2 separate regions of the Homo sapiens genome follow, and region 2 is linked to region 1. A link is a loop called in an ENCODE intact Hi-C map of the cell type or tissue named here. Cell type or tissue: K562. All regions are shown on one strand. Links, peaks and the distances in the headings refer to the core of each region. The heading gives the core; the rest is flanking DNA.

What was found. A loop is a pair of places that touch in the nucleus more often than their neighbours do. Peaks named below come from ENCODE experiments on the same cell type or tissue, not always from the same donor. Only the 100,000 strongest peaks of a DNase experiment are listed, where the experiment ranks them.
Region 2: a loop joins it to region 1, with 4 times the contacts of the local background. A loop is called at or near these places in 2 of 110 quality-filtered maps.

The regions. Positions count from the first base shown.
Region 1 is chr2:69,551,970-69,567,872 of GRCh38, forward strand. AAK1 (AP2 associated kinase 1) reads right to left here. Exons shown (of 22, transcript NM_014911.5): 3 at 4,891-5,009. Among named protein-coding and RNA genes, the nearest start is that of SNORA36C, 40 kb to the left of the region's middle. In K562, for the core only: a CTCF peak has its summit at 7,906 (motif pointing right); a DNase peak (open chromatin) is centred at 7,942.
Region 2 is chr2:69,787,641-69,803,543 of GRCh38, forward strand. It overlaps ANXA4 (annexin A4), which reads left to right. Exons shown (of 13, transcript NM_001153.5): 3 at 414-501. SMANTIS (SMARCA4 interacting SWI/SNF chromatin remodeling complex scaffold lncRNA) reads right to left here and starts at 11,358. Exons shown (of 3, transcript NR_164155.1): 1 at 11,148-11,358; 2 at 2,625-2,796; 3 at 1,909-2,286. In K562, for the core only: a CTCF peak has its summit at 8,746; DNase peaks (open chromatin) are centred at 11,421 and 11,751; H3K4me3 peaks cover 668 bases.

The DNA.
Region 1 (15,903 bases), core at 4,731-12,730:
GAGTATGAACACCCAAACCTCAGCATATTACACAGCATGTTACATCTTCTGATTCCCTTCACAATTCTTAGAGTCACTGAGAGAGGTAGGGCTGGGGTTATGGCTTCTATCTGACAGAAGTCTGAGACTTAGTGGGCTTAAAAATGTTACATAGGACTTCAGATTTAAAACAGTAAGAAATTAAAAAAAAAGTGGGAAAATTCAGTCCATTTTAAAACTTATTTAGCTACAGTAATCAAGGCTGTGTGGTATTGGTAGAAGGATAGGTACATAGATTAATGGAAGGGAATAGAGAATAGAGAAAGGCCTGCAAATGGACCTTCACAATTAAGTTCAACTGATTTTTAACCAAGATATTAAATGACAGCCTTTTCAATAAATGGTACTAAGAGCAATTAGATATCCATAAGGAAAAAATGAACCGCAACCTAAGACTCATTATGCAAAAATTAAGTCAAAATGGCTAGCTGCAGTGGCTCAAGCCTGTAATCCCAGCACTTTGGGAGGCTGAGGCAGGCAAATCACTTGGGTCAGGAGTTGAGGACCAGCCTGGCCAACATGGTGAAACCCCATCTCTACTAAAAATACAAAAATAACTGGGCATGGTGGCGCGTACCTGTACTCCCAGCTACTCGGGAGGCTGAGGCAGGAGAATTACCTGAACCTGGGAGGCAGAGATTGCAGTGAGCCGGGATTGCACCACTGCACTCCAGCCTAGGCAACAGAGCAAGAAGACTCCGTCTCAAAAAAGAAAAAAAAAAACTCAAAATGGCTCATAGGTTTAAATGTAAGACTATAAAACTTAAAAGAAAATCTTCAGAATTGAGAGCTAGGCAAAGATTTCTTAGGTTTGACACCAAACGCACAATCCATAAAAAGAACAATTGATAAACTGGACTCATCGAAATTAAAAATAAAACAAAAACAAAAAAGATCTTAGAGATTTAAAAGTCTGGTAAATAAATTTCATCAGGATGGTTGGAATATAGAGGTGAGGAAATCTGGAATGTGGAGCAAAATGACAAAGAAATATAAAAAGAAGGGAGAAAACAAGAAAATTAGAAAATCAATTCAGGAGAACCAATATCCAAATTATAGAAATTTCAGAAAAAGGGGAAAAAAATGAAACTAAAAAATCCCCCAGAATGCAAGGATATGAGTTTCTAGATTGAAAGGGACCACAAACACCTAACATAATAAATAAATGCATACACAAAGGCATATCATGAAATTTCAGAACATTAGAAACAAAGAGAAAATTTGTAAATTTCCTGGTAGAATATATGGGTCACTCCCAACGGACTAGGCATTAGAATGACTTAGGATTTCCCAAGAGCAACACTGAAAGCTAAAATATAGTAGAACGGTGCTTTAAAAAATCTAAATGAAATGATTTCCAACTCAGAATTCTGTACTCAAACTATGATGTGCGAACATAAAATAAAGATACTTCTAGAATTGAAAGTTGTTTTTTTTTTTTTTTTTTTTTTTTTGAGACGGAGTCTAGCTCTGTCACCAGGCTGGAGTGTAGTGGCGTGATGTTGGCTCACTGTAACCTCCGCCTTCTGGGTTCAAGCGATTCTCCTGCCTCAGCTTCCTGAATAGCTGGGATTACAGGCACGCACTGCCATGCCCAGCTAATTTTTGTATTTTTAGTAGACAAGGGTTTCCACCATGTTGGCCAGGATGGTCTCCATCTCCTGACCTCGTGATCTGCCCACCTTGGCCGCCCAAAGTGCTGGGATTACGGGCATGAGCCACCGTGCCCGGCCTAGACCTGAAAGTTCAAAAAAATTTATCTACCATGTATCAAAAAGCTACTGAGGCTGGGCATAGTGGCTCATGCCTGTAATCCCAGCACTTTGGGAGGCTGAGATGGGAGGATCACTTGAGCTCAAGAGTGTGAGACCAGCCTGGGCAACATAGCAAGACCTTGTCTCTAAGGAAAAAAAAAAAAAATAGCTGGGTCTGGTGGCATGTGCCTATAGTCCCAGCTAGTGGGGAAGCTGAGGTAGGAGAATTGCTTGAGACCAGGAGATGGCGGCTGCAGTGAGCTATGATTGTGCCACTACGCTCCAGCTTGGGTAACTGAGACCCCATCTCAAAAGAGAAAAAAAAAAAGATACTGGAGGATCGGCTCCAACAAAATGAGGAAGTTAGCCAAAAAAGGAATTACGGGTTCTAACAAAAAAGAGAGGCAAAGGAAATGTCCAGGAAATTCCAAGATTCGACTGTAAATTAGTCAGAGAATAATCAGCCGAGGTTCCTCAGTCAGAAGACTGAGGGAGAAATCTTGAAGATGATAAAACAGACACCATTAAATGCGTCTAAAAAATTCAAAAAATGGTTTACACAACTTAAGGAAAATTGGGAATTAAACTGTTAAAAAGTACAAAGAAAACTCAGACCAAGAGAGGAAAAACAAGACCATTAATAATTTTAGTGAAAGCAAAGTTACATAGGAAAGGCATAGGAATCATAGTCCACCAGGAATTCAGTTGAAATAGTTTTCTTATATAATAATGTAAAAACTAATATTCATATAAACTACATATTGCCAAAGTTTACTGGTGTTTTCAAAGAATGGAAGATGAGAATACTGCAAGTATTTGGGGAGAGAGGCAAGCAGCAAGTAAGTGACAGTTACGTCTTTACTTCCCATAGGAGATAATGCCTAAAATGGAAGAAAAATCAAGAACTAGCAATATTAGCATGTTATTTAGAAAGACATCAAAAGAATCACCTAAAGAGGTTGCCGCTGGGACCTTGTAATGGCATAGGAGTTCCCCTTGGGGAATTGCTTGACGTTTTTTGTAACAAGCTTAGTTCACCTATTTGAATATTAAAGCTTTGAAAGAATATAAACTAAAAACAAAACTCTCACAGCTAATACGCCTCTGGGCCAAAACTTGAACCTGTGTGATTTAACTCTTAATCAGGCCCATTAATTTGTGAGCTCCTCATGGGCCTGTGCTTCTTAGTTCCTCCACTACAATGCCTGCCTAGCCCAAGTAAGCTCTCAGTGTGTTTTTAAATAAGGAGGAGAAAGTGAAATCATGGGATTGCTTTTGTAACACAAGTAAATGAGCAAGAAGGGCATTCCAGATAGAGGAAACAGCAGAAGCAAAGACAGGAAACAAAGCGTGTGAGAGCTGAACAAGCATGGGCAAGGAGGGAGGAAGACAAATAATGAGAAGCAGCCAGAAAACCCACTGCGTGTGTGAAGGAAGATACAGCAAGAACAGGAATCTGGAGCTATGTGCAGGGGAGTGGAAGGCATTGGTGCCTTACAGACAGGCCCACGTGGTCTTGACTGTATGTATATGGCCCTTGGGAGTTGGCTGGTTTGTTGTGCAGTGCTGACAGTTCCTTCCCAAATAGTTTTGGCTTTCTAAAATCTAGAGTAGTGCCAGGCTCTCTAACACTCTGAGTACTTTCAGAAGTCCAACTGCAGCCTAACTAGTTACTCTAAGCAGCCACTGAAAAGGCCACATAGGGTGAACAGGGGCAAGCGGAGCCTGATGGGATACCTACAATGCCACCCTCTCCATTGTTGGATCCCTTTCTGCTCTTTAAAAAGCATTAAAATCCAGGGCATAAAAGGAATCATCATCTCTAGGTGAACATATGTATCTGCTATTACCATTATTCAAATACTAATTTCTTCCAAAGTTTATTAAGCATTTACTTCATGTCAAGCAGTATGTTGGAGCATACAATTTCTGATTTTAAATAACTTACTTCCTGATAGCAGAACTGCTTACAATATAACAGGTTAAGCAATATAATTGGTATAAAACAAAAGCACTGTGGAAGCACAAAGGAATAAAAGGCTATATATTCAAAGTTTCTTATGTATAATTATGTATAATATTACATATTATTATATTATTAGGTATAATATTATGTATAATGTCAAACAGAGGTAAAAGAAAGATGCTACTCTAACAAATTCCCATATACTCATAATTCTGCTTTGATCACCATCAACTCTTGACCAATCTTATTTATCTTCTAAACTCACTCATTGTTCTAAGGACATTATATTATTTCCTCCATATATATTTCAGCATGGACTCTTTCTTTAAACATATAAATCTGCATCTTGAAAAATGAGTAAGTTTTAAGAATTGAAGTCTAATTAACATAACAAAATGTGCAGATTTTAAGGTGTTCAATTGAGTTCTGACACATATATACCCTGTGTAACCACTATCTAAAACAACACACAGAACATTTCCACGGCCTAGAAAGTCCCCGTATACCCATTTCTAGTCAACTTCCCACCCCTGAATAACCACGTTCTGATTTCTATCTCCACAGATAATGTTGCCTGTTCTTGGACTTCTATAAATAGATTCATAGAGTATATATGAGGTTTCTAGGTTTTGGTCTAGGTTTCCAGGCCAAAAAAGGGGGAAAGCATTCCAGGTCGAAAGAACTACATGTAAAAATATTAAGTTGTATAAGGATATGTTCACAGGATTTTGAAGAGCTCAGGAGGGTTGAACTGAGACTGGGGATTGGTAACAGAGAGAGAGAGAGACAAGACCAGAAGAAGAGGCTCATTGGAAAGTTAGGCTTTCTGGATTAAATATCACAGTTAATTTCTGGGAACCATGTTGTTAAGTAAGCTTTTCCCAATGCCCAAAATGACTTTTCTGACCTAAAAACTGGTCAGTTCTCTCAAAATGCTTTTTCCTCTGCCCTCCAGCTGAGAGTGACCAAGGCAAGGGCGGTGTCCTATATCCCATGGCTGTTGAGTCCCATTTTGTACAGAGGCCTCTGTACCATCTCAGGGAAGGGAACAAACCCCGCTTGGCTTTCTTATGAGAGGGTACAATCTCTGCCTCCATTTTAAACAGTCCCAAGTCCAAGGGGCAGCCTTACCATTATCTGGATTTCTCTCTTGCACACCTGGAGATCATGCTCATTGTTGACAAACATGCGTTTCAAGGCACATTTCATCCCATTGCTTGTCCTCACCAGAAATACAATAGCAAATCCACCTGTGAGAGAAACACACACAAGCTCTTTTGAGTCAATGTTCAAAAAGTCAGCCACATAACTGTGGTGGCTGGAGGTTGCCACTGTCACTGCTAATGGTACTAATGCCACTGCCAGCCAGCCTTTAGGGCTAGCCTGTTGTAGAACACATTCTTAGATTCTCAGAACTTGGAGATATTACTTGTGGGAGTGGGTGGCAAGAGTCAGAGAAATTGTTCCCAAACACCTATCTTAGGATAACAAAAGAATAGTAATTATTTTCCAAATAACCTACAAATAAACAGATAAATGGGTAGTACTACATTACAAGTACTATCCTATGTACTTTTTTTTTTTTTTTTTTGAGACAGGGTTTCCCTCTGTGGCCCAGACTGGCATGAAGTGGCGTGATCACTGCTCACTGCAGCCTTGACCTCCTGGGTTCAATCGATCCTCCCACCTCAGCCTCCCGAGTAGCTGGGATTACAGGTGTACACCACCACTCCTGGCTAATTTTTATACTTTTTTGTAGAGAAGTGCTTTTGCTATGTTGCCCAGGCTAGTCTCAAACTCCTGGGCTCCCACCTTGGCCTCCCACAGTGCTGGGATTACAAGCATGAGCCACTGTACCAGCCCTGTCTTGGGTATTTTGATGCTCTTGTTTAATTCTTAACACAGTTCTGTGAGATTGGGTGTTATTTTCCCCTTTAAACAATTACCAGCTGAAGAATACAGAGGCTCAAAGACATCTGATTCAAACCAAAAACATTTTTAAAAGCATAAGTGGAGCACACTTTCCCTCATACCAGAGAGGCTAGGAAATTATTTCACTAATTTCTATTATAAATAGTTGTCAATTAATTTCAAGAATCTCCTCTTCTTTTCTTCTCATCCTATCACTCAATTCGAATCTAGAAACAGACCTAAAGATTCTTCCGGACCTCCCTACCTCCTGGGCTGTTGAGAAGATACATGATAAGGGTAAGAAAGTGCTATTCCACATAGCATACACAAGGCAAGTATGACAATTATTGGGGAGACTTTTTAATGTCCACACTGACCTTTCTCTAAAAGACAGTTCACAATTCATTAACAGAAATATATAAGCCAGGTGTGGTGGCTCATGCCTGTAATCCCAGAACTTTGGGAGGCTGAAGCAGGCAGATCGCTTGAGCTCAGGAGTTCAGGACCACCCTTGGCAACATGGCGAAACCCTGTCTCTACAAAAAATACAAAAATTAGCGAGGCATGGTGGGCGCACACCTATGGCCCAGCTACTTGGAAGGCTGAGGTGGGAAGGATGGCTTGAGCCTGGGAGGTGGAGGTTGCAGTGAGCTGTGACTGCGCCACTGAACTCCAGCCTGGGTGAAAGAGACCCTGTCTCAAAAAAAAAAAAAAAATGTATATAACTCTACAGGAATTCTCAAGTGCTCTAAATTTGTTACACCACAGCATTCCCCAAATTCTTAGAACCCTAACCTCATCCTCACTCCTAAAGCACTGTATGAGGTGTTCAATGCCATTGGTGACAGGAGTTAGACAAAGTGAGGCAAAGCTGTCAAAGTTGAAGGCTTTGGAGTAAGTAGCAGTTACACTGGACGCTCAGTCCATCTGCCTGCCTTGTACATTGTCATCATTTAGCTTGAATATCCTGTCCATTGACTCTGTTCAGCAAAAAAATCAGTATGCCATTCTTGCACAGAGGTGGTCACTAATTGTATAGAGGTGAACACAGAGGTAAGTCTTCAGTATGGGAATTTGAATTGGGGTTATGACATAGTACTGGGTTAGGAGCCACATGCAAAATTGATACAGATCAATAAACAACCATTACAGAGATCTTAGGCCTCTGAGAAATAAAGCCTCGGGTCCTGATTATGCCCTTCTAATTCCCCCAAGGCTCAGCGGCACTTTAGTACCTGTCTGTTGATGCCCATGGCATTTCCTGCTGTATCTTTACATAGTTATTCTTTTCAAGTTAGCTTGAGTAGGTTTTTGTTCCTTGCAACCATAAAGAGCCTTTATCATAAAGCACTATTGCACGTTTTCATAAAATACACACCTAATTTTGTAAAAAGAAATTTAATGGGCTTCAGTTCCGAATGTGGACTGTGATAATGATTTACCAGAGACTGCATGTTTGCATATTTCCTGTTACAATGTTCCTCAGTATTCAAATAAACACTAAAATTTATCATATAATCTTTAATTTTAACTGTCATCTCTCTAATCTTTGTATCTCAATAACATTTTCCATTTTCAAAAGTAGCATTGACACTTAGAGGTCTTATCTATCTCTCTCTCTCTCACACACACACACACACACACACACACACACACACACTCTCTCTCTCCTCAATTCTAAAATGCATGTTTTTTACATTTTGCTTTTTAGGGTATCAGAATGTCTTGTAATAAAAATGTGCATTTAATGCAGTGGTATTTATCTTTTCTTCCCCCCACCCCCTGCCAAAGTTATTAAATCCATGATGTTCTCTTATAATTAATCAGAATTGAGGAAAATAGTAGTGTAAATTACAAAATTTCTATGTATGTTCATAATTGTTTTGTAAATAGTATAAGTAGGATTCACTTCATTGATATTTAGAATTTTTTAAAAAATCACGGAACTACAGACTTCACAAGAGTGGCACTCCTAGAGAGTATTAAGTCCAAGTGTTTTGCTTTATGCATAGACAAACCAAGAGAGGCTTAGGAGTCCCATGGCTAGTTATGGGCAGAAGGTGGGGTGGTTCTCTCTCCTATAAAAACCATGTGATACCCTTTAGGTAATAAGGAAACAGCTGACAATGTTGTGAAACAAAAGGTGGGAATAGGTATTTCCTACAGTTCAATGATGCCTGTCACTGCTGAAGGACAAGGCAACTCTTTCAGATGCTGCAATTTGAGATAACTACCACCAGATGGGAGCAGTGTAGTTTTCTTTGTAGGTAGCAAGATGACCTTTACAGCCAGGACTGAAGAAATGGGTCAGTCGCCTACCATGCAATCCAGTAAGCACAATGGCTGACAAGAGCCAGCCCAGATTCTCAAAGCCTATGACCATGATAAATCTAAAAGCAAATCAGTGAATCACTTTACTTAACACAGATGAAGCCACATTGTCAAGCATCTATGCCTATAAAAGGGCTTATCTGCAGATGAGAAGCATTTAAATCACGAGATCAAAATCCACGCCTAACAGGACTTGTCAGTCTAAAGATGTTGGTCACTATCACTGTGTAGTTGGCCAAATGGAGATGTAAACTAGGTTAGAAGAGAGGAGATAGTGCCATTCAAGATACTTCTCGTGCACAGCCCTGTCTGTCACACGGATCAGGGTGATGAGATTCTCAGCCAGAGCTTAAGAGGGTTCAGGCTATTACGGAAGGAGGCTGTCAACAGAGAAGACTGTCAATAGAGATGTTTATTTCAGCCTGAGTTGCATCCCAAGATCTAGATTAAAAGGAAAAACCTAATGGTTTGGACAGAGGTAAGAAAATCTTAACATTCAGTAGCCTGTGTCAGTCTCTCTGCCTACTGGCATTTTTTGAAACACTCAGATAATCTCATCTGTGAATCTATTGAATCATAAAGATAAAAAGGATATGATCTATTATGTGAAGCAAGCAAGTGAAGTAGGCAGGATAATTTTGACACAGACATGCTTTGCCTATTAAATATGTAGGATTTTTTTTTATGTCCAGAAGAAAACACGTTTTCTCCCATTTTCCCTAAAATATATAGCATTTTTGGTCTTTCTCCCCCTAATTGTTGATGGAGATGTGGATGGCTATTTATAGCTCACCATGAGTTTAGAGGTTTTGTCTGTTTGGTTTGCCTCTGGATTGTCATGCCATAAAATAGTGTTTAACACACAGTGAGCATTCAATAATGAACTAACTCTCTACTTAAGGTGTCTACAGAAGACAGAAAAGGCTACATACAGATAGTAGCAGAGAATATGGGAAACGAATGTGATGGCTCATGTAATGGGATGGCCACCATGCAACTCCAGATCATTGTTGCCATGTGGGAATATGGACCTGGTTTTGTCGGATCTGCTAATTTCTAAAGATGAGCTAGAAACCCAAAATTGTATGTGAAATCTCCACATTTAAACACTGGCAACAAGTCACCTTTTAAATTAATGCTGTTCAGGTCACCATAGCACAGAGGCCAAAGAAAACACATCTGAAAAGCTTTAGATAATCTCCGAGCCTCCAGTTTTCTATGTCTGATCTAGTCTAACACCTTCATTTTACTCAAAGCCAAGAAGGGGAAGTGACACAGCTCATGTTCCACAAAGTTAAAAGATGATTTGCAAATGAATTCCAACATATATATAAATATTAGCTCAGACATTCATCACCACAGTTCTTATCTTTCTTCCCTCAAGATGAGTTTACAGAATACTCCTCCCACCCAGCATGTGTATACGACTTATTTTAAAGGCATTTCAAAATAAATTATTTCATTTGTATTCACACAATGACTGAATAAGGTAGGCGAGCAACCTATCATATTCATTTTCCCAACAGGAAAGACATGCAGAAAGATTAAGTTCCTTTCACAAGAATGCACAGAGCTAGTTGGTGGCAGAGTTCAGATAAGATCCCTCATCTTTAGAAATTTTTATTTTTATATCAACTTCATATATTATACAATCCACCCATTTTAGGTGTACAGTTTGATGAGTTTTCGCAACTGTATATACCCGCACGAGTGGCTGTGGCGACAGCCAATCCATCACTGCAGATAGTTCTTCAGGTACCTTTGCAGACAATCTCCCCTCCCCTCCCTCACCACCCCGTGTATTAAATAACTTTGGATCTGCTTTCCATCCCTATAGTTTTGCTTGCTCTAGAATAAATGGAATCCTACAGTATACACTGCTTTGGTCTGGCTTCTTTCACGCAGCATAACATTTCTGAGATTCATCTTCATCGTTCCATGTAGTTTTTGTTTTTTTGGTCAACTAGTATTCCATTGTATACATATTCCACAATTAGTTTCTTCATTCACCTGTTGAAGGACATGTGAATTTTTTCTAGCTTTTGGGTATTATGAATTAAACATTCATACAGAAGTCTTTTTTATGGACATAGATAATTATTTCTCCTAGGTATGTACCCAGGAATGGAATTGTTGGGTCATATGCCAAGTGACTATTTCCCTTTATGTATAAGAAACTGCCAAGCAGTACTCCACAGTGGTTGTGCTATTTTACACTCCCAGCAGCCACATACGAGAGTTCTGTTTGTTCCACATCCTTACCAACACTTGGTGCTGTATTTTTCATTTTAGCTATTCTAGTGGGTGTGTAGTGACATCTTGTTGTGGTTTTAATTTGCACTTCCCTATAGATCCTTCAACATTTAAACTCCTAGGATTAGCAGCTTCCCATCACTTTCCTGATAAAAGGTTTTAATAAGCATAGGATCATGGAGTCACCAATGAAATTACTGAGATAACTTGGACTTCTACCTGCTAAATAAGCAAAGATGACAGAAGTGCCTAGTTCTTTGCTGGGAGAAGACAGTGAGTGAGAATTTGCAATACACAGAGGAGGGTATTACATAAATTCTAAAATCTCTTTTACTTCTGATATCAACATGAGATCATGGTCTTCAGACTTTTAAAAAACAAAGACAGGCCAGACACGGTGGCTCATGTCTGTAATCCCAGCATTTTGGGAGGTCGAGGCGGGCAGATCACAAAGTCAGGAGATCAAGACCATCCTGGCTAACACGATGAAACCCCGTCTCTACTAAAAATACAAAAATTAGCCAGGCGTGGTGGTGTGCGCCTGTAGTCCCAGCTACTCGGAAGCCTGAGGCAGGAGAATTGCTTGAACCTGGGAGGCGGAGGTTGCAGTGAGCTGAGATCGCACCACTGCACTCCAGCCTGGGCGACAGAGCGAGACTCCATCTCAAAAACAAAACAAATAAACAGACAAATTAGCCAGGTGCACTGGTGCATGCCTGTAGTCTAGGTACTCGGGAGGCTGAAGCAGGAGGATTGCTTGGGCCCAGGAGGTTGAGGCTACAGTGAACTATGATGGCACCACTGCACTCCAGCCTGAGCAACAGAGCGAGACCCTCCCTGTCTGTAGAAAAATAAATAAAGACAAAGATTTAAACACTCTCCTTGGGGGCGTCACCATGATATTCAATTCAGCAATGGGGCTTTGGAAGAAGAAGCAAGTAGTATATCTTCTGGCTCTATATTCAAACACTGAATCATGGTAGAGGGTGCCAAGTCCCAGGGGCTGTTCTGAATGAATCAGGACACCAGTGACTTCCACTTTGCAAGGAAAAGTGAGGGAAGGGAAGGTAAGGTGAGCAGGAAGAGGAGAAACACACCAAAGTGATTATCTGAGAAGTGATGGGAAACAGCTGGGCAAATAATGAGAATGATTAGACTAGGAATATGAGACAAAGAAGCCCATCATGGTGCTGAGACAGGGTTTCTGGGTTTGCTGCCAAAGAGGTTTGCTGGATATTTTAAAATCAGGCCTAGATTCTAGGCACTGAAATCACCAACTGTTTATTTCTTGCAGGTAAAAGGAAACTGCACTCCTAACATAAGTCCTATATACACTTTTGGGAATGAAGTCCACTTGTCTGAGATGGAAAGATGACACAAGCCAAAAGAGCTGGAGGATACCAAATGAAGAAAAACCGCATCCAGGCCCATTTTCTGCTCTTCGTTTTCCAATTTTCTGCCCTACAAACTCTTTGTTTCTCTTTTAAAATAAGGTGAAACTCAACAGATGCTGCTTACTTAAAGCAGAAAACAAGCATAAAATAATAGTGTTCTGAAGCTTTTCTAAGGAATCAGACAGATAATTCAGTTAAAGTGGGTTTCATCCAGGAGACGTAAATGAACACTGAACAAGTTGCTGGATCTCTCTGGCCTTCATTTCCTCATGGGCAGAAATTAAGACTAAATTAGGCCAGGCGCGGTGGCTCACGCCTGTAATCCCAGCACTTTGGGAGGCCGAGGCAGGTGGATCACGAGGTCAGGAGATTGAGACCGTCCTAGCTAACATGGTGAAACCCTGTCTCTACTAAAAATACAAAAATTAGCTGGGTGTGGTGGCGCATGCCTGTAATCCCAGCTACTCGGAAGGCTGAGGCAGGAGAATTGCTTGAATCAGGGGGTCGGAGGTTTCAGTGAGCCGAGATCACGCCACTGCACTCCAGCCTGAGTGACAGAGTGAGACTCCATCTCAAAAAAAAAAGAAAAAAGAAAAAAGAAAAGAAAAGAAATTAAGACTAAATGAGTGCTACTATTTAAACTGGGTTCCTCCAAGCCCTAGGATTACAGAAGGTACTTCAGTGGCTGCACGAGGAAAAACTGACCTCCCTCCCTTACAAGGGTAGGGCTCTGTATACTGCTTCCTCCTCACCTTCAAAGTAGCTCTACTTTTAGCTGTGTAATTTTGGAGAAAGGCTAGAAAAAAAAAAAGGAGCAATTCTGCTACAAAGGAGAGAAAAATTTACCCCCCAAATATTCTACAGCTCTAGGTATAAGTATTTTATAAAGACAAAAAGACTACACCACTACAAGTCATGCAAATAGCCCTCACTTACATGCCTACCGAAGGTGTAGATGTGTACAGGCAGCTTTTAGGGAAGGAGCTATGCCCCGCTTCACCTTGAGACATGTAGTATTCCTTTAGAGCCCAACAGGTTAAGTTCGAATCCTGGCTCAGGTAAGCTACAATTTCCCTGAGGCTGTCCTCTTACCTGCCAAGGGCTTTCACTTCATGCTAAAGCCCTTCTTCTGACATGCAGGCTATCTGACCACGTGATTGTATCAACCAGCCCCTAGGTCATAGTCCTTCAATCAGGACTGTGCACCAACTCACAATATCCTCCCCACCCCCACTCCTACCTCAAAGCTTTGGGGATGATCAAATGATAAGCAAAGCACCTAGCACACAGAAGGTGTTCCTGCCTTTCCCTTCCACCCCCACCTCCCTGCAAAAACCACTTTGTATTTGTATGATACATTACTTATCATAAAATTCTAAATCTGGAATATCTTCTCGAGATCAAGAGCACAAACCCAAATGCCTGAAGAGCCAGGGAGATCACATAAAGGAGTGACACAGTCCAGCTTTAACAAAACGTATGGAGGGTGTGTGATGACACAGACTCACTGTCAGGAAGATCACAGGGAGGAGTGGGGCCGGTGGCCCTGAGAAAGTTCATGCCCCTGCTCATGGGGCAGCCATTCCTCAATGCCAGCCAATTGCTGTCACGAAGGAACGTGGGCTAAGAGTTGTCAAGTCTTTTGACTGCTAAAAACAGCTGGATCTTTAGGTGAGAGCTCCTGATTTAAAAATCAGGCAACAAACTTTTAAAAATCTCTTAAACCTTGTGCAGTTTAATGAAAACACATTTCTAAGCTAGGACTGAACCAGACAGCCCTGCTTCCATCTTTACAAGGGCCTGTGAAGTCAGCAGGTCATGTACTACAACCTCCACTTGACCAACTGGGAAACTAAAACACAGTGAAAAGCCTAAGCATCCTCCTTAGTACTGCCACCTAGTGGCCGGACCAGGGCTAGACTGCAAGGGTGCCAACTGGTGTCCCCTCTCAAGCTGCCGTCCCCTCCCTGCAGCAGCAGATCATGCAGGAACACCTCCACTCCCAGGGAAGGGAGAAGAGAAATGGCACAGTGAAAGGCAAGAGGGACTGCCCACAGCTCTGCCTGTCTAGCTGATCAGGTGGGAGAGTGTCCTCTCCATGGTGAGAGCTTGGGTGTACCATTCAGGTGGCAGAGTATCCTCTCCACGGTAAGAACCTGGGTGCACTATTCAGGTGGGAGAGTGTCCTCTCCACAGTTAGAACCTGGGTGCACTATTCAGGTGGCAGAGTGTCCTCTCCACAGTGAGAGCTTGCGTACACTATGCAGGTGGCAGAGTGTCCTCTCCACGGTGAGAGCTTGGGTGGACTATTCAGGTGGCAGAGTGTCCTCTCCACAGTGAGAGTTCGGGTACACTGTTCAGGTGGGAGTGTGTCCTCTCCATGGTGAGAGCTTGGGTGGACTATTCAGGTGGCAGAGTGTCCTCTCCACAGTGAGAACCTGGGTGCACTATTCAAGTGGGAGAGTGTCCTCTCCATGGTGAGAACTTGGGTGCTCTATCCACAGCATCTGTGAGCTCCCACAAGGAATGACCCCCAAGAGGCTGATCAACACCCATCCACAACTTACATTGAAGACAACTTTGCCAAAAGCTTCGGAAGGAACAAAAGTTTTCAAAACTCTAGAACAGATGGCAAGGAGCACAGCAAAGCTTTTTCCAGGAGAAAAGGTCAATGCAAAGCATGTGTCAACACTGATTTCAGTGGGGGCTTGGGGTTTGTTTTTTTAATGTCAATCTCTCCTCACTTGCCTCAATTAAAAATCATCATGTGCCAGCTCCTTCTGGAGAACATGTCAAAGCAGTCCTTTCCCCAAGCAGATAGAACACCCAGATGGGGGATGACTTGAGGTTTTCAACTCCCTCTCTCCCCACTCAAGCTGTGGGCACAAAATCAGAGACTGGCAAACGGTGGTGGTTGTGGAGGTGGTACAGAAACATCAACAGAACCCAATCGAGGCCACAGCCCAGGCTGAACATGGCACACTGGCCTGGCTATTGGTTCTTTCTCTCCAGGACTGTTATGATTGATTGGGGAGGATCTCCAGCTCAGGAGGTTCTTTTTAGGGGTTTGGCAAGAGTCTCCCTCCTCCTCTCAAAAATTAATTTTCCAGGAAAAATACTTGCCTGGAACAAAAGGGAAGAGTTTAAGAAATCAAGTTGGTTCACATATACCAGAGACTTTTTGATTACTGCACCTAGAACCACAGCACATTGGGCCTGGGCTATCAGCTAAGGCTAACCAAGAAAGGGCCTTTCCACAAGCTACCCGCCCCCACCTTTGCCGTACTGCTGCCACAGAGTTAGCTATCTGGCAAATGTAGAGAGATATGCTGAAAGACATCAGAAACTTAATATCATTTGAAACTTCGCAATGGCTTCTCACCCCTCTTAGAATAAAACTCCAAATACTGACCAAGGCCCGCAATTCCCAGAGTGATGTGGTCTCTCTCCAACCTAGCTCATACACCTCCACCTTCCAGTGCTCACTCTGTTCCAGCCACAAGAGCCTTCTTTCTTCTTCAGCATTGCTTATGCTCCAATCTGCCTAAGGATCTTTGCACATGCTTCTCCCTTTGGCCCTTTCACCCCATTCTTGGCCTGAGCCACTCCTAGTAATCATCCTTCAGATTTCAGGCTAAACGTTACTTCCTTGCTAAGCCTTTCCTGATGGTCCCTGGCCCTCACTCCCATATGATTAAGTTCTTTGGTATACACAGCACCCTCTACTTTCCCTCCAGGACATACCATGAATATAATTAAATACTTATAGGGTAATTCCTGGTTGCATGCCTTCTTCCCCTGTACACTCTAAACTGCACAAGGGCAGGGACGATGACTGATTCACTGTGGCATCTCTGTCACCCAGCACAGTGGCTGCTCCATAGCAGGTTCTCAAGTGTTTGTTATACAATGTGTTTGCTGAGTACCATAAAGGATACCAATAAAAAATTTTAAAAAAACAACAAAACTACAATGACAGCAACAACAAAAACCCTTACCAGACCTTCAGAAGGTTAGAGTCTAGTATGGACTAGAAGGGACATATATTAAGAGAACATCCTCTTGGTGAAAAGGTAGAAAAACCCTGCACTGCTCAGCCTGGCACAACTGAGCAGTGTGAGACAGGACTGAACCCTTCACCCCAGGGCAAGTGCTCAAGGTGGAACTTTAAGGGGAGCTTCACAGAAATCTCTCTGCTGTCACAATAATAAATACTTGTCCTACACACTATTGCTTCTTTCAAAAATAATAATTG
Region 2 (15,903 bases), core at 5,403-13,402, 240 kb after region 1:
CTTTCCCTACAAACTAGTTCCGGCCTCAGGACCTTTGCAGGAGCTGTTTCCTCTGCCTGTAACCCTTGCCTCCATCTTTGCATGAGCAGCTGCTTCATTTCATTCAGCTCTTAACCTCAATGTCACTCCTCAGAATGGGTCCTGCAGGACCTCTCTATCTGCTTCACAGCAATGCTCACCCCTAGGCACTTTATGGAATTGTGAATTGTTGGCTTGTTTACTGTCTGCCTCCCATGAGCTAGAGCATCAGTCCCGGGGAGCAAGAGCTTAATTTTTCATGGTCACTACTGTACCCCTAGCACCTAGAATACCATCTAGGCTATGGTCAGTGCTCAACAAATGTTTGCCGAATGAGATGCCTCCGTGTTGGTGAGAGGCTGCCTCTCAGTAACATCACTCTCTTGTGTGCTCAGGCAACCAAAGGAGGTACTGTCAAAGCTGCTTCAGGATTCAATGCCATGGAAGATGCCCAGACCCTGAGGAAGGCCATGAAAGGGCTCGGTATGTGTCCTGCTGGAAGTGAATCCTCCTGCGTGCATTGCACATCACAGGGTCACACAGGAGGGTGCCATGTCTGCTGGCCATCACGTGGGTCTTCCTTTAATAAAACACAAGGGAGGCTGGGTGTGGGGCTCATGCCTGTCATCTCAGCACTTTGGGAGGCTGAGGTGGGCAGATCACTTGAGGCCACAAGTTCGAGACAAGCCTGGCCAACATGACAAGACCCCATCTAGACTAAAAATAAAAAAATTAGCCAAGCGTGGTGGCACACACCTGTAATCCCAGCTACTTGGGAGGCTGAGGCAGGAGAATCACTTGAACCCAGGAGGTGGAGGTTGCAGTGAGCTGAGATCTCGCCATGGCACTCCAGCCTGGGAGACAGAGTGAGACTCCATCTCAAAAAAGAAAGAAAGAGGCTGGGCACGGTGGCTCACGCCTGTAATCCCAGCACTTTGGGAGGCTGAGGCGGGTGGATCACGAGGTCAGGAGATCGAGACCATCCTGGCTAACACGGTGAAACCCCGTCTCTACTAAAAATACAAAAAAATTAGCTGGGCGTGGTGGCGGGCGCCTGTAGTCCCAGCTACTCAGGAGGCTGAGGCAGGAGAATGGCGTGAACCCGGGAGGTGGAGCTTGCAGTGAGCTGAGATTGCACCACTGCACTCCAGGCTGGGCGACAGAGCGAGACTCCATCTCAAAAAAAAAAAAAAAAAGAAAGAGGGAAAGAAGGGAAGAAGGAAGGAAAGAAGGAGGAGAGGGAGGGAGGGAGGGAAAGAAAACACATGGAACAAGTTGAGATAAGTTGGGACAAACTGGATGGGGAGGGGCATTAGTTCTTCACTTTAATAAAGAATGATAAATTTAATATACTCATTATGGATTTCCCCTATTGTTTAAACCTGCTTTGAATTACGACATCATGAATCTGCATATTAAATTTTAGAAATGTATTTGTTTTCCAATTAGTGCTGGTGTGTATATGGTGCCACAGATTTACAAAGCAGTTTCACAGACATTATCTCATTGGATATATGCAACAACCTGTGATTTAGTGAAAGCAGCTATTCCTATTGTTATTTTAGCCCCATTTTACAGATGTGAAACTGAGACCCAGAGAGGCCGAGTAACTCTCACCAAGTCGCACAGTGAGTGAAACTGAGCCATGGCTCACACTAGGCAGATCCCATCTCAAGCTCGGGGTCATCAGCACTAAGTCCACATTCTTGCCTTGAGTCCGTCTGCTTGTTGCTGTGGTGATAGACACAGCTGTGACAGCACCGACATGCAATGTGTGGAATTTAATGTGAGAAGGCTGGTGAAGCAGCCTTGTTGTCTGGGGTAAATACTAAGGTTTTTGGTGTCATGGCCAAGGAGATTGAGGTTGCAGACAGACACACACACAGTGAGTTTGGAGCAGGAGTTTAATAGGCAAAAGAAAAGAACAGCTCTCCATCACAGAGAGGGGTCCCGAGCGGGTTGCCAAGTGGTAGTAAAATTGTCAGGGTTTTTATAAATGGGCTACTGAGGAGGGGGCTCATGAGCAGAGGAGGTCTTATCCTCCTAGGGTCCAGTGGTTTGGTTGGGACCAGGTGTGCCTTCTATATAGAGCAGAGTTTTTTTAAATCAGCTCTTATCCCATTCTCTGACCACATAGATGGACTCTTATTCTGTGTTTCTTTGTCTTGCTTATCTGGGAGGGAGAGTTTCTGTGTCTGTTCCCACACATCTTCTTGCAGCTGCAGACATCCACCCAAGTCTGTTTTTAGCTCCTCAATCTTACTGCGCCTAAAGGGAAGGAATATGCTTATTAAGACCCACTGTTTTACTGGGGCCCACTGTGTAAATGTGAAGTTTGGTGATTACCCAGGAGACTTCCCCCTCCCTTTCTGTGCTCAAGCCATCTTCTCTGTGTTTTACAGCCTGAACTTTCAGGCTGCTTGTTGTTAGAAGAGAAGTGCTTTTTTTTTGAACTGCATGAGGTTAGAAAGGGAGCTATTTTTGAGCTGCTTTTTGTTAAAAGGAAAGTTTTCTGCTGGGGACTCACTTTACCCTAAATGTCTACCTAAATCATTTCTTTCTGCCTCCTATAACATATTTCCCCCCTCAGGAATGAAATCCATAACTGCTGCTAGGGGAAACTGGGTGACGATTTCTTCTGGCTACTTCCTGCTGGAGAGTGGCGTTGTGTGGGGAACAGCAGCTAGGGCTCCTCCTGGGGTTGATTTAAGGGTCCCTCGTAGGAGGGCAGTTTCATTTTCGGCTCCATTTTCAGCACCATCTGAAGCTTGATGGTTTCTAAGCGAGAAGAGATAAACTTCACAAGGAGGTTTAGAATATAGGTTCTAAATATGAGTATTAAGATTACTATTATTAATGGGGGCACTATAGGCCGTAACCATGACAACAGAGTTTGTTTGATACCTGTGAGCCATTCAGATGGGTTGTGCTGCTGTAAGTGGGTATATGGGGCTTGGCTTTGTTTAGCTTCCTTGGTCTTACTTTCCCAAAAAAGGGAGAAACCCTGGGGTTCTAGTTTACCTGGCAGGATTTGTAGGATAATTGCCCAGAACTAGAACATGTTTCCAGATTTTTCTATTACCGATGCCTTTCTGTTTTCTCTGAGCTGCAGCCAGAGATTCCTGGTTGGTTGACAGGAGTAAGCAGGGTTAGTTTAAAATGTAGGCAAGAACTTAAAAACAACTGATGGGACTACAGGTTAATAACAGATGTATGATAAGTCTTAAAACATAATTTCTCTTTCTCTAGTCCTCATTTTTGTTAAAAATAATCTATGATAGGACTGAGTTGTTTGCAAAACAGACTTCAGTCCTATACTTGGCCTAATTATTTGCATAAAGTACAGCAAGAATAATCATCCTTACATAAGCCTCTTAGATTGGCTTTGATGGAACCTTGTTCCATGAGGAATTTTAGATAGGACTTTTTAAAGCCAAGCCCAGCCATAGGTTTGTACTTTTAAATACCTGTGAGTTGGATAAATTTTTTTCCTTCTTGAGGTTCCAGAAGCATGGGGTTCCTAGGCCTGTTAGAAAGTGACATTCTTTACTCACTGCAGGTCAGGAACCCTGTATGGAGACTGTGTAGACAGATATGAGGCCAGTTTTCCCCAGGGGCTTTTATTGGCTCAGCAAGTTAAGCTTGATTCCTTAAAGGGAAATATACCCTTCTAGTCAAAGCCTTGGTAAAACAACCAGTTTTTCCAATTGTGTTTTGTTGCAAGAGAAAATGGATTCTTGCTGCACTGATTCAAACAACTATATTGTTGTAATTTAAGAATATTTATAACTAGTTTCCAAATTCTACAGGAATTAGGCAGAGAGACATAAACATGCTCCAAACTTTGCCTATAGTAGTACACTTTGCTTAGTTATCAAAGGCTGTAGCTAGCTTAAGACAAGTTTTTTTGACTCTAAAAAATAAAATAAGGATTAGCCGTGTTCTAAGAATAAGTGAAGAATATTGCTTTAGTTTTCTATTAGTTCAGTTCATTCCATTAACTTTTGTTTTGATATTTATAAACATTTTAGCCTTTTATGAGTCCCATACATTTTTTGGTCATGACAAACCTGCATTGGAGAGAACTTGTTAAAGTCCCATGGCTTGATTATGAACCATCTTTTGAAGAGAATTAAAACAAAACAACAATTGTCTGTAAATGACAAAATGTCCAGTTTGGATACAGTCAGAAATACAATTGACAAAGAAATTTGGTTATTTTTGTGTTTTTCAAAAACCCAGCATAACAACCTTAATTGTAATAGCACATATTCAGACACTAGAACCATAGACATCCCATACAGTTTTGGAACACATGTTAATATTATTCCCTAAAGTATAACCTGAAGAGTATTAGACATCATTTTGGCAATTTTATGTACCTCAACATGTTAAATAATACTGTTTACCTCTCTTCTAGATGCTTCAGGGGTCCTCTGCAGCACCCAAAAGCCAGGGGTTAGGAAAGACAGACTTGAGACTAAAGTTTGACTTTGGGAAGCCTGTTAAGTATATTTAAAATTTAAAACACTTGATATTATGAAATAGAATTTTAGATTACCAAAAGTTTTTGTTTTTGCCAAAATGTTGAGCCAGAAATTTGAAAAAGCAAAAACCATTCATTAGCCTTTTCTATTCCATGAAAATCCCGTGTTAAGAGAGAAAGTTAAATTTTACCCTTGCATTAGTTTGCTATTAATGTTAAACTTAATTTTAAATGAAACATTATAGACAATCCTATTTAATTTTAACCAGTTTGACCATGAAGTGAGATTTTCACATACCTGTTATAACCCTTGACAAGTTTTGCTAAAGAGTAGATTAGCATTTTAAGAAAACCTTGCTGTGCTTTTATTTCAGTGATTAATTTACAGAAAAAAACCATATAATGCCCTTTTGCATTTAGTTAATATGTTTACACGCAGTGTTTTTTTTTGCAAGATTTTTACAGTTTTTTTTTACAATTTGCTTAAACCTTCTACTTTAAGACAATTCTTTATTTCTAAGCAAAATATACATTTCCATGCCCTCTTATAATCTTTAAATAAAAACATCTTTTACTGTTTTTACACACTTTCCATGTAATTCCATGTTCAGTAGTTTCAATCACATGTTATAATGGTAACTTTTAGTAATTTTTAACTTTAATGTAAAACCTGTTAGGTTGTTTTAATTATGTGCTGGATGCAGATAATGTTTGACTCCTTTCAGCATAGTTAGGGGCTTGGTTGCTTCCGTATGTTCCCAGGTGCTACCAATTGTGAAGCAGGCACGTTGATAGTTTTTAAAGGCTAAATAAAGAAGTAGTTTTATGGCCAGTCGCAATGGCTCCTGCCTGTAATCCCAGCACTTTGGGAGGCCAAGGCGGGCGGATCACGAGGTCAGGAGATCGAGACCATCCTGGCCAACATGGTGAAACCCCGTCTCTACTAAAAATGCAAAAATTAGATGGATGTGGTGGCGCGTGCCTGTAATCCCAGCTACTCAGGAGGCTGAGACAGGAGAATCACTTGAACCAGGGAGTCAGAGGTTGCAGTGGGCCAAGATCGCACTACTGCACTCCAGTCTGGCGACAGAGCAAGACTCCATCTCAAAAAAAAAAAAGCAGTTTACAACCTTAAAACATTTAGCAAACTAGTATTTGACCTGCATAATTTAGACCACATTTTTATACCTTGAAGACATTTGTATTTTACCAATAATTCCTAAGACTCTTTTTATTTTTAAAGATTAAAGTCACATGAACTGAAAGGTACCACAGCTTTTACTTTTCCCTTAAAAATGTTTGATTTAAGCGCTTATTTTTCTTAGGCCAATTAATTAGAGCTCCTTTTTTTAATAGGCATTACACAAGTAACACATATATAACCACACAAACAGAAGAAGATCCAGCAGTTATAAGATTTTGCATTTGCCAATGTCCCAATTGGATTATTGGCCTCTGAGTGAGGTTCTTTCAGAACAGAGCTAGGAATACAGCTTCCAGGGCCTAATAAGCAAGCATAGCCAGAAGACAAAGACGATTTTGAGAGGTATTTATTCACCTTTAATTCCAGGGGCTCCGAGGAAAACAGATTTTTCCTAAAATGGGATTTGTGGTGCATTTTCTGTTTCCCCAAGGAGTCCCAGGCCACCGGAAGCCATTCTAGGTGCACCAAGAGTGGCAAGACACAGTAAAAAAAAAAAGCAATTCAGTCAACTGAGAAAAAAAAGTTTCCAGATTTATGAAGATTTATTTAAGAAGATTTATGAAGAGAAAAACATAAAGGCCTTTTAAATATACCCATTGATTGGATATCCACTTTTAATTAAGCTGAATGCTCTTTAAGAAAATCCTTTTTCATTAATTAAAACTTTACAAAGAATGCAAACAGTAATTCTTATTATTTCTTTTACCCAGTTTGCTCCACTTACCTGTTCACAATCATGTTTAGGTTCTCCAGTTTTCTCTGGGAGAAAGTGGCTGGGCTCAGGCAAGGGCAGGTTTTCAGCTGGACTGCAGATCCCTTTAGCAGCAAAGCTTGGTATTTGAGGAGGCAATTGTTTGTCAGCCAGAGACTTTCCTTAGAGGACAACAGTCCTGTTACATTGTGTGGGGTTAAACAGTTATTTCCCATGGTTAACCCAGTGGCCTCTGACACCAGCAAAGCCTCCACTGTAACTGCTTGGAGGCAGGCTGACCATCCTTTGGCCACCAAGTTTTAAGTTCCTTGCTTAAGTAACTCACTGGCTGTTGAGCTGGACCTCAAGCCTTAGTTAAAACTTCCAGGGCCATTTCCTTCCTTTTTGTTACATAGAGACTGAATGCTTTCCCCATGGAAAGACTGAGGGCTGGTATGTTATGTTATATTATGTTATGTTATATTATGTTATGTTATGTTATGTTATGTTATGTTATGTTATGTTATGTTATGTTATTTTTGAGACGGAGTCTCACTCTGTCGCCCAGGCTGGAGTGCAGTGGCATGATCTCAGCTCACTGCAAGCTCTGCCTTCCGAGTTCACGCCATTCTCTTGCCTCAGCCTCCCGAGTAGCTGGGACTACAGGTGCCTGCCACCATGCCCAGCTAATTTTTTTTGCATTTTTAGTAGAGACGGGGTTTCACCGTGTTAGCCAGGAAGGCTTGGTTTAGCTGGTTAAAGGCTTTTTGAGCCTTAGGTTCCCAAAAGAGAGAGGGGTGAGTTTTAACTGTTTGAGTTTCTTTTATGAGGTGGTATAAAGGGTGAGCCATTTCCCTGTGCCCAGGTACTCACAGTTTACAAAATCCAGTAATGCCCAAGAATTTCCCTAACTATCAAAGGAAATGGGCCTAATCCTTTCCTCACCTGGTGCTCTGGTCCCTTCTGATAAGACCAGAACTAGGTACTTTACTGAAGTCTGACAGAGCTGAGCTTTGGATTTTGAGACTCTATACTCCCTTTCAGCTAAGAAATTAAGGAGAGTCTTAGCATCTTCCTGAGCCTTCCTTGATTGGGGCATAGAGGAAAGTGTTATCTACATACTGCAAGACCCTGACCTGAGGACGGGAAAACTTAGAGGGGTCCTTTGACAGTGCTTGTCCAAATGAGTGAGGGCTGTTTTGAAATCCCTGAGGCAGCACCATCCATGTTAACTGTGTGGTCTGGCCGGAGGGATCCTTACAGGCAAACAGGTATTGAGAGTCAGGATGTAACGGTATGCAGAAAAAGGCATCCTTTAAATCTAGGACTATAAACCATTTAGTTCCTTCAGGTATTTGAGTCAGCAAGGACTCAAACGGATGAATTGGGACTATGGCCCATTAATGAGGCAGATGTCCTGAACTAGTCTCCATTCCCCATTGGGTTTTTATGCTCCTAGTATCGGGGTGTTGCAAGGACTGTTACAGGGTCTGAGGAGGCCCTGCATTTTTAGGTTATTAATAATAGCTTCTAGCCCTTTCCTGGCCTCTGGCTTTAGAGGATATTGTCTCTGGTTAGGAAAAGAAGTGGGATTTTTAAGGCGGATCTGAACTGGCCTAGCAGTTTTAGCTTGACCTATTCTTCCTTGAGTTGTCCACACTTCTGGATTAATGTTGGCTTTCACTAAGGGAAGACAAAGAGTTTGTCCTGGGGCCATGAGGATGCTGGCCCCCATGTGGGCTAAAATATCTCTACCTAGTAAAGGAGTGGGGGGACTTTCAGGCATATTTAAGAAGGCATGTGTAAATAATAAGTTCCCCCCAACTACAGTGAGAGAAATATTGGGTTAGAGTCTTTCCTGAGACACCCACCATGGTTGTGCTATGGGAAGAGGGGAGGCCTTGATTGGACAGGAGAACAGAGAGACTGGCTCCAGTATCCAGGAGGAAGCCCACCCTCCTTCCTTCAATTTCCAGAATCACCCGGGGCTCCTGAACAGTGATGGCAGTCTGAGCCACTGGAGCCAGGGGTCTGAGCCCTAGGACCTGTCAGTCCTGCCGGACCATCTGTGAGACTAGTTCTGGACCTAGTGACCTCCATATCCAGGGGCAGTTTAATATCCAGTGGTCTTCACCACACGCTGGACAGGGTCAAGGTGGCTTTTTCTTGTTGCCTGGGCAATTCTTCTTAAAGTGCCCTGGCTTGCCACACCAGTAGCAATTAGTGGATGCTTCCTGAGGATCCTGGACTCTGCAAGCCTGCAAAGCATCTCCTTGAGCCTTAGTCACTTTCTCTTTTTCTCCTGGGGCTCCTCCCAGTCCCTATGGTAAAAGACCAAGGTGGCCACCTTCAGGAGATCTTCCAAGGTACTATCTGGTCCTATAGCCTGTTTTTGTGGTTTCCTTCTAATATCAGGAGCTGCCTGCTTTTTGGCTGCAGTGAGGGTTTGACTTAGAAGCAACATAACAGCTCTCCATGTGAAGTCAAACACTTGAGTTAGATTTTGGAAGGTCTCTGTCTACCTATTAGGGACATCAGAAAATCGGCGCAAGTCTCCCTTTATTTTTCTACAGTCCTGTAATGAGAAGGGAACATGTACCCTAGGGGTGCCCCTTCCATCTGGCATTTCTTGTAGGGGTAGAAGTGAAGCTGGGGCAGTGGGGAGCTTTGGAGATGGTGAAGCTGGAGAAGCTGATGGTGCAGTTGGAGGGGGCCCCAGATTAGGAAAACTAGAAGGACTGGGGCACTTAGAAGCTGCCCCCAATGGCTCCTGCAAAACTTGCTCTTCTAACTTAGGGGAATTACTCTCCACAGACCCGCCTGATATGATTGCTAAGAGAGCTGAGTCAATTGTGCAGTGCTTGCTAACGTCTGGGTTGTCTCGCGGGGCAAAGAAAGCCTGTGCATAGGGGACCTTGGACCATTTGCTCTCCTGTCTACAGAAAAGATCTAATTGATGGATAAGATTAAAATCAAGGTTCCCTTCAGCTGGCCATGTCTGTTCATCCCTGAGACAGTAAGAAGGCCATGCCCTTCTGCAAAAGAAAATGAGCTGCTTTTTCTTCAAAGTTTTAGGGTCAAAGGACTCCCAGTGCTTCAGAATGCACTCCAGAGGAGTGCCGGCTGAAGATGGCTTGTTACCCATCTGCAAAAGAGACAAGAATAGAGGTTTCCTCGGTCTCCTGGTTCTTTTCAATGTGACTCAGGGAGGAGGGGACACAGTAGGAGAGTCCTCCTGGCTGTTCTCCCTCCTTGGTCCCCGGGTCCCAGCACCATAGTTGCAGCCCCATGGTTGCAGGTGTGACCCCCAAGCGTAATACCAGAGGACCTAATCAATGGGCTAGTCATGTTTACCCATATGACCTCAGTCCTCTGCCTAATAATTGGGTAATTACTCTCTGACCTCCTAGACCTGTGTGACCTGTGTGGCTTCTTGATAAATGGATCTCCGGAGAGATAATGTAACACTTGCATTTAAGCAAGGCCCCTTAATAGAGGGAGTGTACTGGAATGAGCTTTATACTCTGCTATTATGGACTGGACTAGAGGATTTATTCTTAGGTGGTGGTTCCGGTTAACTTCCAGACATAAAATCCCCTTTCTATTTAGATGCCATTCTAGTTGTAGGCAGAATGGGTGTCTTCAGAGAACGTAAGGGTCAAATGGTGGCCTTCCTGCTAACAGAGAGAGTACTGAGACTAAAATTTGGTTTTGGAGGACATGTTCCTCCTTGCTGCTGAAAGCAGAGTTCTCCCACTTGCAGAGGGGGCATAAGGTTTGGTCTCTATTAGAGGGATGTAAAAGGGAGGAGAACTGAAAAGCCAGAGACTTTTAGCAAAGGGCAGACAAGATTCCTCATGGAGAGGATTCCCATTTTACTAGGTGGTGCTAGTGGAATACCAGGCAGTAACTTTGCCTCCATATGCTCTTTAAACAAAGGATGGAGAGAGAAGTCTGACCTGTGGCATGCTGTCCCCACAGCATACCTCCTAACAGGAGAAAGTTAGTTTGCCTCATAGAGGGGCTATCCGGTCCGACTGGACAGTGCTGGTTCCTCACATGGGAAAAGAAACAGCCTAAGTGGACAGAGGGGCATTTACTGGGGGGAAAATAACCTCCCACCCAACCCCAGGAAGTATTATCATTAGGAGTTAAATAGTCTTTGAGATCTGGATCATGGAATTCCCCTGTCTGTAAAAAGTCAGAAAAACAGCAATCCCTTAACCTGCATTCCTGGTTACTACGGTGGTTGCTAAACCTGCCTAATTGAATTATTTCCTGGGCTATAAAAATTCCTGCAGCATTGCATACAGAGAGGAGATGGGAGACATGGTGACTGCAGAAAGGAAAGGAGGAAAATAAGATTTGCAATAGGAAAACTTGGAGATCCTATGGCTGACACCCAGTCAGGCAATCAGAGGCTGGGGTCAGTCCAGGAGCCTTTTGAATAACACCAGGGTGTGGCCCTGGCCAGAAATTCTCAGTTGCTCCAGGACCTATTCCAGCCCCATACAACAACCAGGCTTTCTGTGAAAAGAAACTAGTTTGGACACAGCCAACATTCCCGGCACCCTGAGGGCAGGTCCTCCCCAGCAAGCCTCACATCTGAGTCTTCAAGACTGGTGGCCAGCCCTTGTGGCTCCTTAATCAGCTGTCAGATGCCCGGTGTTTTTGATAGTTATTTGAGAGAATAAAAACGGAGGACAAGAAGCCTCGGAAGTGAAAGTAGAGTCCGCTCCTTTACTCACCATTCTGATGAAGTCACCTTCAAATCCCAGACGAGCCCTCAAAATGAAGCAGCCTTGTTGTCTGGGGTGAATACTGAGGTTCTTGGTCACACGACCAGATATTGAGGTCAAGGACATGCACACACACATCGAGTGAGTTTGGAGCAGGAGTTTAATAGGCAAAAGAACAGAACAGCTCACAGTCACAGAGAGGGGTCCCGAGCAGGTTGCTAAGCAGTAGTAAAAATGTCAGGGTTTTTATAAATGGTCTAGGGAGGAGGGGCCTCATGAGGAGGGGATGTCTTATCCTCTTAGGGCCTGATGGTTTAGCTGCGACCAAGTGTGCTATCTATATAGAGCAGAATTTTTTTTATCAGCTTTTATCCCATTCCCTGACCACATAGGCTGACTCTTAGTCTGTGTTTCTTTGTCTTGCTTATCTGGGAGGGAGAGTTTCTGTGTCTGTTCCCATACATCTTCTTGCAGCTGCAGGCATCCGCCCCATGAGTCTGCTTTTAGTTTCTCTATCTTAGTGCACCTAAAGGGAAAGGAATGTGCTTATTAAGACCCACTGTTTTACTGGGGCCCATTGTATAAGTGTGAAGTTTGGCAATTACCCAGGAGACTTCCACCCCTTCTTCTGTGCTTGAGCTGTCTTATCTGTATTTTACAGCCTGAACTTTCAGGTTACTTGTTGTTAGAAGAGAAGTGATTTTTTTTAACTGTGTGTGGTTAGAAAGGGAGCTATTTTTGAGCTGCTTTTTGTTAAAAGGAAAGTTTTCTGCTGGGGACTCACTTTACCCTAAATGTCTACCTAAATAATTTCTTTTTGCCTCCTATAACACTGGTAGTGTCTTCCAGCATGCTACCCTCCAGTTAGCTCCTTGGGGGCCAACACCTTCATGCTGGGTAGGTACAGTGATTCTATGTGCACCACAAACTACCTGGCCTAGCCTCTGCCCCCAAGACCTTGTCTCAGTAGACTTTTGGCCAGAGAAGTATCCCCTGGTTCTTAGCTGCTATTTAGAATCTCCTTGAGATTTGGGTAAAAACACTTGACCATGAGACCATCTTTCTATCCAAAAAGAATTCATTTTACTCAGCCTCAATGTTGCTAACAGTAACAACAACCGTAGCAATAATAGAAAATGTTTATTAAGCTCTACTATGTGTCAGACATAGAGATAGATGCTTTCCATGGGTTATCTGTTTTAATCCTGACAGAAGCTTGTCTTACTGTTGAGAAGGTAAAGTATAGTGAGTGAGGCTGGCTGACTTGCCCACGGTCTCAGAACTATTAAGTGGTATATTCAGGATTCTAGATAATTCCTAGAACACTTTCCTTTCATCTTTGCATGATCAGCTGCCTCAAGTCTGATTCCAGAGCTGGAGTTCAAGCCACTGTTCTATGCTGCTGCCCATCTCTGAAGAGAACATTGTCCTGAATCTATGTATCTTCTTCTTTTCCCTTTTTCATAAAAAGAGAAAGGCATAGGACCCACCTTTTTTTTCAGTTTATCCTAATTCTTTGGTTACAAGGACACCATAATTCAAAATGTAGCCCATGTTACATTCAGAATTATCAGCATAAAGGGTGAGGAGACATTTGGCACAACCAACCCCTTTTCAGTGCCTGTTATGTGTGGGCCAATGCAAGGCAGACTGTTGGAGAAGACAAGGATTATAATCCCTAGTTCTTGTGTTCAAATAGTCTATGAATACTAGCACAGCTAAGGCATGCACAAAAATAACTATGATTAATTCATAATATAACAGTGACAGGAGGGGCACAAATAAGATCCCACTGGGGTTCAAAGAGAAGAGATCACATTTCACTTGGGGGCATCGGGCAAAGCTTCTTGGAGGATGTAGATGTTAAAATGGACCTTGGGAGATGATTGAGTTTCTGTAAACAGAATTAAGGGACAAGGTGTTTCAGGTGAATGGAATGGCATGTGCGGAGGTCTAGGGGAGTCATGGTAAATCCACAGAAAAGTGTCTTGCAGCAGTGAAGTGGCCTCGTCTGGGGTGACACCCATGGTTTGTTGTCTCACGGCCACAGATATCAAGGACGTAGACACACAAAGAGTGAGGTTAAGAGTGGAAGTTTAATAGGGAAAAGAAAGAGACTAGCTCTCTGCTACAGAGAGGGATTCCAGAAAAATGGGTTACCAATTCACGGTGAAATGCAGAGGGGTTTATAGATGAGCTGTGGCAGGCACTGGGGGTTGGGGGGCTGATGTCTGATCTACATAGGGCACCAAAAACCAGTTAGAAACAGGTGTGCTATCTGCATAGGGCATGAATCTCTGACAGTCCCTACCCCAGTCTTTTATTATGCAGGTGGGTTTTCAGCCTGAGCTGTACTGTATTGGTCATTTCTTTCTTACTGTACACATGCTAACAAAAAAGGGAAGGTGGAGTTTCCATGGTGGACATGCCTGGCCCCCAGGTAGCCCTTTTCTGTTGGTACAGCGGCCAGCATTCCCTTGTGCAAGCTTTCAGTTTCCTTATCTACGTTTGTAGCTTGATTTTTCAGGCTGCTCTTTGTTAGAAAAAAAAATGATTTTGGGGGCTGCTTTTTGTTACAAGGGAAGTTCTGCCAAGGACTCTTTTGCCCTCACTATCTGTTTTTTGTTTTTTTTTTCTTTTTTGAGATGGGGCCTCGCTCTGTCACTCAGGCTGTGGCATGCACTGGCATGATCTTGGCTCACTGCAACCTCCACCTCCCGGGTTCAAGTGATTCTCATGCCTCAGCCTCCTGAGTAGCTGGAATTACAGGCCCCCACCACCATACCTGGCTAACTTTTATATTTTAATAGAGACAAGGTTTTACCATGTTGGCCAGGCTGGTCTTGAACTCCTGACCTCAAGTGATCCACCCACCCCAGCCTCCCAAAGTGCTAGGATTACAGGCATGAGCTACCACACCCGACCTGCCCTCACTATCTGCTTAAACAATTTCTTTCTATCTCCTGTATCAGCAGGAGGTACTTGCAAAGCAGAAGTAGGCTGGTTGGGAGCTTTCTGAGAAAGCAGGTACCAGAAGGAGGTTTTAGGGGTGCTACTGAGAAAGCACCCATAAGAATCACAGACATGCGGGAATGACCCACAGGCACTGGCTGGGAAACAACATATGACAGAATCATGATGCTAAATGGAGGGGGTTAAGAGGACATATAAACCAATAGACTGGTAATGAAGGGGGTCAGGAGCCTGGAGTGCAGCACAGTTGGGTAAAGCACAATATTTCAAGAGCTGAGTCCATGAATTTGGCTGCCTAGTGTCCTTTTATGTGGCTATTTACAATAGTGAATGGGATACTGTAGAGAGTCTCAAATGTCAGGCTGCAGTGCCTAAAGTAAATCCAGCAGATGATGGGGAGCCATTGTGTATTTCTGAGCAGGGGAGAGACATTGTGAGAGTTTTTCTTTTTACAAAAATGAATCTGGCAAGACTCTGGGAAGACCAACCAGGAGTTAAGAATACTAGTTAGCAGACATCTGCACTTGTCTAAGAAGAAACCCTGAAATCTTGAATTGGAATGGTTGTGATAGGAAATAAAAAGAGTGAAAGAATGCAAAAGAGGCTGTAAAGCAACATTTTGCATGACCGTGGACTTGAATGAAGAGGAAAGGAGAGGGTAAAAAAATCAAAGCTATTGGGCTGGGTGCAGTGGCTCACGCCTGTAATCCCAGCACTTTGGGAGGCCTAGGTGGGCAGAGCACAAGGTCAAAAGATCGAGACCATTCTGGCCAACAAGGTGAAACCCCGTCTCTACTAAAAACACAAAAATTAGCTGGGCGTGGTGGCGTGCACCTGTAGTCCCAGCTACTGGGGAGGCTGAGGCAGGAGAATCGCTTGAACCCGGGAGGCAGAGGTTGCAGTGAGCCGAGATGGCACCACTGCACTACAGACTGGCCACAGAGCAAGACTCTGTCTCAAAAAAAAAAAAAAAAATTGAATCTATTTTGAGGATTTCAGCTTGGCTTGACTGGGGGGAAGAGTGATCCCTTTCACAGAAACAGGGAATGAACAAAAGGTAATGAACCCTCTCTGCCCCTTCCACACCCCCTCCTAGCTGAGAGTGCCAAGGGAGAAATTGATTGTTATATGGATTGTCCTCTCCTTTTTAAAAATAGGAACACGGCTGGGCATGATGGCTCATGCCTGTAATCTCAGCACTTTGGGAGGCTGAGGCAGGTGGATCGCCTGAGGTCAGGAGTTCAAGACCAGCCTGGTCAACATGGTGAAACCCATCTCTAGTAAAAAATACAAAAAAAAATTAGCCAGGCATGGTGGCAGGCACCTGTAATCCCAGCTACTAGGGAGGCTGAGGCAGGAGAATTGCTTGAACCTGGGAGGGAGAGGGAGTGAGCTGGACTGCACTCCAGCCCGGGTGACAGAGCGAAACTCCATCTCAAAAAAAGAAAAAAAAAAAAGGAACAGAAAGTAGGTCCCCAAGGTATGTAAACTTAAAGTTCTATAGCTTCCTCTCCACACCTCACATCTTTTTGCATCTCTAACCTTGCCAAGGATAACTAAAGTTTGGCTGTATTTTTTCATTTCTCCCTGAAATATTTTCAATAGAATCATTTCTGAAACCCATTCCAACCCCCCATACAGCACAAACAACGAGGAAACAGAAGATTCACCAAACATTTATGAACAGCCAGCTGTTATAAAGACAAGGGACCAATCTGAAAAATCAGAATAAAGTCTCCTTGTTAAAGCTGCTGCAAGAAACAGGCAAGCAAAACTTAGAACATTTTTAATT